2 separate regions of the Homo sapiens genome follow, and region 1 is linked to region 2. The links are chromatin loops, found by intact Hi-C in ENCODE. Cell type or tissue: PC-9. All regions are shown on one strand. Each heading gives the region's core, and the rest is flanking DNA. Links, peaks and the distances in the headings are about the cores only. Region 1 overlaps LINC01991 (long intergenic non-protein coding RNA 1991). Region 2 has its middle 85 kb from the start of LINC01991.

Evidence for each region. Peaks named below come from ENCODE experiments on the same cell type or tissue, not always from the same donor. Only the 100,000 strongest peaks of a DNase experiment are listed, where the experiment ranks them.
Region 1: a loop joins it to region 2, with 7 times the contacts of the local background. A loop is called at or near these places in 4 of 110 quality-filtered maps.

What each region holds. Positions count from the first base shown.
Region 1 is chr3:187,973,421-187,976,333 of GRCh38, reverse strand. It overlaps LINC01991 (long intergenic non-protein coding RNA 1991), which reads left to right. Exons shown (of 3, transcript NR_135538.1): 1 at 1-8. Among named protein-coding and RNA genes, the nearest start is that of LINC01991, 1.5 kb to the left of the region's middle. In PC-9, for the core only: a CTCF peak has its summit at 1,364; a DNase peak (open chromatin) is centred at 533; H3K27ac peaks cover 1,107 bases.
Region 2 is chr3:188,059,616-188,062,528 of GRCh38, reverse strand. No RefSeq gene overlaps it. Among named protein-coding and RNA genes, the nearest start is that of LINC01991, 85 kb to the right of the region's middle. In PC-9, for the core only: no CTCF peak of the experiment used is centred there; DNase peaks (open chromatin) are centred at 1,178 and 1,908; H3K27ac peaks cover 1,237 bases.

The sequences.
Region 1 (2,913 bases), core at 223-2,722, 86 kb after region 2:
ATCAGAAGGTAGGAAAAAATGGTGTCTTGGAAGTGCTTGTAGCTTTCCAATGAGGGGAGTCACTTTAAAGCTTTGTTTATCTTTCTGTGCCTCAGCTAACCCCAGAGGAAAATCTTAGCTCAGGACAGGAAGCTCAGAGCACCCAAAAGGATGACTACTGCAGTGCAAGACTATTTATGTCTGCCTCTTACATATCCCTCCGTGTTCTCCCCCAGGAGGCCTGGGCTGTGCTGCAGCTCCAAGGAGGCCTGCATATATCATCACTCCCTAGGAAACCAAGGGGTATGGCAGAAACCGAGCTCTGGGATCAATTATACTGGTAAAACTACAAAGGCAGGGGGTGAGCCAGAGTGTTGTGGCTTAGGAACAACTTGCTGAAAAAAGACTTGATGTTCCCAAGTAGAACCCTGTGGCCCCAGGGGAGGTGACCTCGGCTGTCTGGTCAACCAGCCAGAGTGCTAGGTCTCAGAAGCCAGGACACACCTTCCGTTCCAGTTGACTCACTTGAGTGGCAAATTCTTTTCTCCCTCACAATCCTCTCATCTTCAAAGGGAATTCATTAAGCCCCACCATGCCATCGGCACTTGGCCAGGTGTTATACTGGCCCATTAGGTGGACACAGGCCGTAGCCCCAGGGAGCATGCCAAATGAGGTGGAGGGTGGCAGCTGTGACCTAGTGACATCCCCTGAGGTGGTTTTGCAGCACCTTCTATAAACCCTCCAGCTGTTTCAAACTATTTGTGTGGGGCTTTCCACACAAGCTGTGTTCTCTCCCGTCCCCTTGCTTTAGTTCACTCTTTTCCTTTTGCTTGGAATGCTCTTCCACTCTATCTGTCAATGCACTCAAATGCCCACTCCTGGATGGAGACTTTCCTGGCAACCCCAGGCAGAATTAGCCACTCCCAATTCTGTGTATTCTCATAGCACTCTGTATCATTAATATAGCACATGCCAATCTGTGCTGGAATCATCTGCTTATATGTCTGTCTCCCTAATGGACTCTGAATTCCTTGAAGATGCATTCTGCGACTTATCCATCTTTGTTTCTTCAGCAAGAATTTGGTTGGTGCTTAGTAAATGTGTGCTGAGTTAAATGCAGAAAGGGACACAGCTCATGATTTTATCTGATTTTACCTTGTGGTATAACTGGAAGCAGGTCACGTCTGTCTGAGTTTTAGTTTCCTTTTCTGTAAAATGGGTGGGGGGAGGATACATTAGAAAATGGCCTCTAAGAGGTTTTCTGGCTCTACTGTCTATGATTTTAAAATTCTAGTCTCCTATTGAAAAACCGAGAGTTCATCATAACTCTTTAAAGACCAACATGTTTTCGTTTACATGTATCAAAGAGCCTGATGTTCCCTTCCCACCTCTAGTCTGCCACCTATAAAAAAAGTTGTGTATTGCTTAGCAGTTTGCAAATTTTCTGACTGAAGTTTCAAGAGGTTTGTGGGATTGATTGATTACAGGAAGCGTGTAAATTTTATCTTCCCTGGGGAATAAAATTGTGGGACTAATTGATTCTTTTAAAGGCTTGTATTTTCTGGTGATTTTGTCAGCCTGGGTACATGTGGAAAGGGGTCTTGTGTAGCTGCTTGTGGCATCCCTGTGTCTCTCTTCTCACCACAATGCAGGCGTCACTGCACGTGCCACACCTAGTAGTCTGTGTCCCATGAGGCCCATGCTTTTCCTAGGCTACCTCTCTGCCCCTTGAGTTACATGTTTGGAAATTCCTGCATGGATAGAACTGAGTACCCCTCGCCTTCTGAGAACATATTTACAAGGTGCTAATAACACCTAACTATGATCTTAGAACTAGTCTACATGGTGAGTCAGACGGGGCTTATTTTCGACCCATTTTTCAGATGGAAGTAAGACACAGGGAGGTGAAATGACTTGCATGAGGTCTCACAGCTAGGAAGGTCTTCTGGACCTGGCTTAATAAAACCCAATGTTCTTAATTTCATCAACTCCTTTAAAAATTACTTTGATTGCTGCTTTCTTGATTGGCTGCTCTCAGGCCTCTTGGCTGATGAAACCAGAGGCAGGTGAATTCTACCAGAAGGAAAGAAGGGGTTCTAACCCACTACTGATTTTGTGGGACAAAGTGGCTGCATTCATTAGTGAAGGGGGAAGTCAGATTAGTTAAAACTGTCCATTTGGTGGTTTCTATCATTAGCATCTCACTATGCCAGTAAATGAGCTGTTGAAGCCTGAAGTAGGGGCTCCTCCTGAAAGCTCGAGAGGATTCCAAAGCTGCTGGGCTCCGTGGAGGAACATCCAGGAGCACATGGTCTCCATGTTCCCTTTTTTAACTCTACAAAGGCAGCTAAGAGGGAGCGCAACTTGTTACTGCACATCTCTGAGTGTCAGTTTTTCTATCTGTGAAATGGGGATAATAAATCCTCCCTAGCTTACCTCAGAGGATGGCTGTGAGGGTCACATATTATGATGGAGGTGGCAGTGCTCTAGAATCTGAAAGTGCAGGGCAAAAATCAGGTAATATCATTTGCTCTTGTTATTATACTTTTTTTTTTTTGGGACTGAGATTCACTCTGTTGCCCAGGCTGGAGTGCAATGGCACAATCTCAGCTCACTGCAACCTCCACCTCCCGGGTTCGAGGAAATCTCCTGCCTCATCCTCTCAAGTAGGTGGGATTACAGGCACCCACCACCACACCTAGCTAATTTTTGTATTTTTGGTAGAGAGGGTGTTTCACCAGCCAGGCTGGTGTTGAACTCGTGACCTCAGGTGATCCACCCACCTCGGCCTCCCAAACTGCTGGTTTTACAGGTGTGAGCCACGGCGCCCAGCCTTGTTATTCTACTTTCATAACTGTGAATGATCTTAATGAAGGGAAGTAAGCCCAGCTTGATAGGTGTTTCCTAAAAGTGGCCCGAGGTGACATTATGTGG
Region 2 (2,913 bases), core at 228-2,727:
AAATTCCAACTGATCATTTGACAGTTGAAAAAGCTAGCATAAACCACTTTCTTTCCTTTTTTAAGTTAATAGCTGCACTCCAGTCTCTAACGCTTCATGTGTAACAGTTTAAAAGATTGGCATGCTTCCCTCTATGGCTTTCCCATCTCATACAAACTTTAAGTTGCTGAAAATCACAAGTGATCGTCTCTGAATCCTAACTATAGACATTAAAATGAGAAAAAATAGTTCTTCTGGTTGTTTTGAAAATGATATAACTCTTTCCTGATAGTTAAAATAACATTTACCTCTTCTTATAAGTTGGTCTGGGTTGTCTTACTATTTTATTATGTGACAGCTTCTAACATTTTAAGCCGATTCCTTCAAGTTGTCCTAAAACCTCAGTATCACTAGAGATTACTTGCTAAAACTTTATTTTTCAATGATTAAAAAGTAAACAAATAGACCAGGTGCAGTGACTCACACCTGTAGTCCTAGCACTTTGGGACGCCAAGGCGGGTGGATCACGAGGTCAGGAGTTCAAGACCAGCCTGGCCAAGATGGTGAAACCCCGTGTCTACTAAAAATACAAAAATTAGCCCTGCGTGGTGGCACGCGCCTGTAATCCTGGCAACACAGGAGGCTGTGGCAGGATAATTGCTTGAACCCAAGAGTCAGAGGTTGCAGTGAGCTGAGATTGTGCCATTGCACTCCAGCCTGGGGTAAAAAGAGAAAAACTCTGTCTTTTAAAAAAAAAAAATTAAACAAATAGATCATCAAGTTATTTATGACGATTAAACAAAAGGACACAATAGGTTTTCTCTTAAAAATCAGCTTGTATATGTATGCTTCTATGGAATATTTGTCTGGGCTTCAGGACAGGGATCTCCTGCTACCCCTGCTGTGTGAACTTGGATAAGGCACCAGCCTTTCTGGCCTCAGTTTCCCCATCTACAGAACAAGAGAGAGACATACAAGTGATTTTTGAAGACCTCTCCAGCTCTCAAAGTTATCAGGGTAAAGTATCAAGAGGTTATGAAACGTCTCACACTGTGGGAGGGAACAAATATGTCATGATTTTGTTCCAGTTTAATCTGTTTCACATTTAGTATAGTCCAACCTGTGATAGGTCCTCTGTGGAACATAGATGACTCACTTCCTGTCCTAAGTGGGTCTTCTCTGAGGTATGGAACAGATCCTTCCTTCAGATATGGAGCCAGCAGGGGGGGTCAATGGGCCTCTGGGCAAATTCTTCGTGTTCTTTATCTGTGTCAAATTAAACCTGCTAATCAGCATACACCTATGCCCAAGGGCATGTAAGGACAGTGCAGCTTAGAAACTAGATGTTCCTGAAAAGTGTGCCCATCAAGTTTTTATAAACATGATCACATTTTAAATGTAGAAGAGTAGTTGGCAACTGAAATGGAGATTAGGGTAAACCTTTTTGTAAGATGACAAATGCCTTTTGTTAAGTAATATTGAAGGCTGAAAAGCCCAGTGTATCTACCACTTCTTCCAGGGAGTCTCCCCAGCCTGCTGCTGGATCCTGGCAACTTCATTCATCTCCTTCCCCTCTAAATTCCACTCTACTTTAAGAGCTGAGCCCACATCAGTAAGTACAAAATTATGCTCTTGAAACCACAGGGTCCTAAAATGTTAAGGCCAGAAGGGAACTTTGAAACATCAATCTCTTTACCCTACCTTTATCACCCACTCATTTGTGTATTCATTAATTTATTTATTTAACAAATATTTAGTTAATGCCTACTGTGTGTTAAACATTGGGCTAGGCATAACACATACAGCAAAATCAAGGCATAGAAATCTCCTACCCTCATGGAATTTACATTTTCTCTCTGTGTGTAAAGGTAAACAGTGTATATGTTGGTTGGCTGATGGAATGGGGAATTACTGGTTGGGAATGGAGAGCTACTTTAGATTGGTGGGCAGAGGAGGTTTCTGTGAGGAGGTGACATTTAAGCTGGCATCTGAAGAATGAGAAGGAGCCAGCCAGGGCAACTGCTTAGGGTGGAGAGAAAGAGTAACTGGTGGAGACTGAGTGACGGGGAAGAACTGGGAGAGCCTAGAGAACTTGAGAGGGGTAGAAAAGGGGTAGCGAGGTGCAGGTGCAGACAAAGGCAGAAAGGAGGGCAGGGATCATATCAGAGAGGGCTTTGAGGCCATGGTGTGGAATTGGTATTTTCTGCTGAGTTTAGTGGGAAGCCATTGGATGGCAAAGAGCAGGGGAGTAAAATCTGATTTATATTCTTGAAAGATCCTTTTGGCTGCTTTTTGGAAAAGTGATTGTAAGGAAATGAGAAAGAAAGCAGAAAAAATGTTCTAGAGGAGCTTTAATGGGACTATTTTAGACTAGGGTTGTTGCAGTGGGGTGCAGAGATGTGCACAATTAATTTTGGGGGTGGACTCACAAGACTTGTTTCTGGTGATAGGGGGTAACTGGATAGGGGGTTAAGAAATAGGAAGGAATGAAAGATAATTCTTTATCTTTAAGCTTGAGAACTGGGGGAAGGGTTGTTTATTAAGATAAAAAGATTGGGGAAATACAGTACAGCTTTGAGAGAAAATCCAAGAAACCTGTTTTGGATGTAGTAAGTTTCATATTCTTATTGGGCCCTCGAGTAGAGATGTTGGATAGATCACTGATTCTTCTCAAAAGGCCTTCTGATTATTGCAAAGGTTTTAGCTTTGTCTCCTGATCTAGACCAAAATTCTCCTGAAGATAGGCAAAGCTTATGTTTTATATGTCTTCTTCTTCATTGACTTCAGGGTGAGAGGAAAGTAACACAATTTTTATACTCCCATATTCTGGATTAAATAGGCTTGGTGTGCTGAGTCTGCTGTATCGGCTTGCAAGAGCTAATTGCTAAGATTCCAGAAATGCTACAAGCCAGTTGTAAAAGCATCCTTGAATTC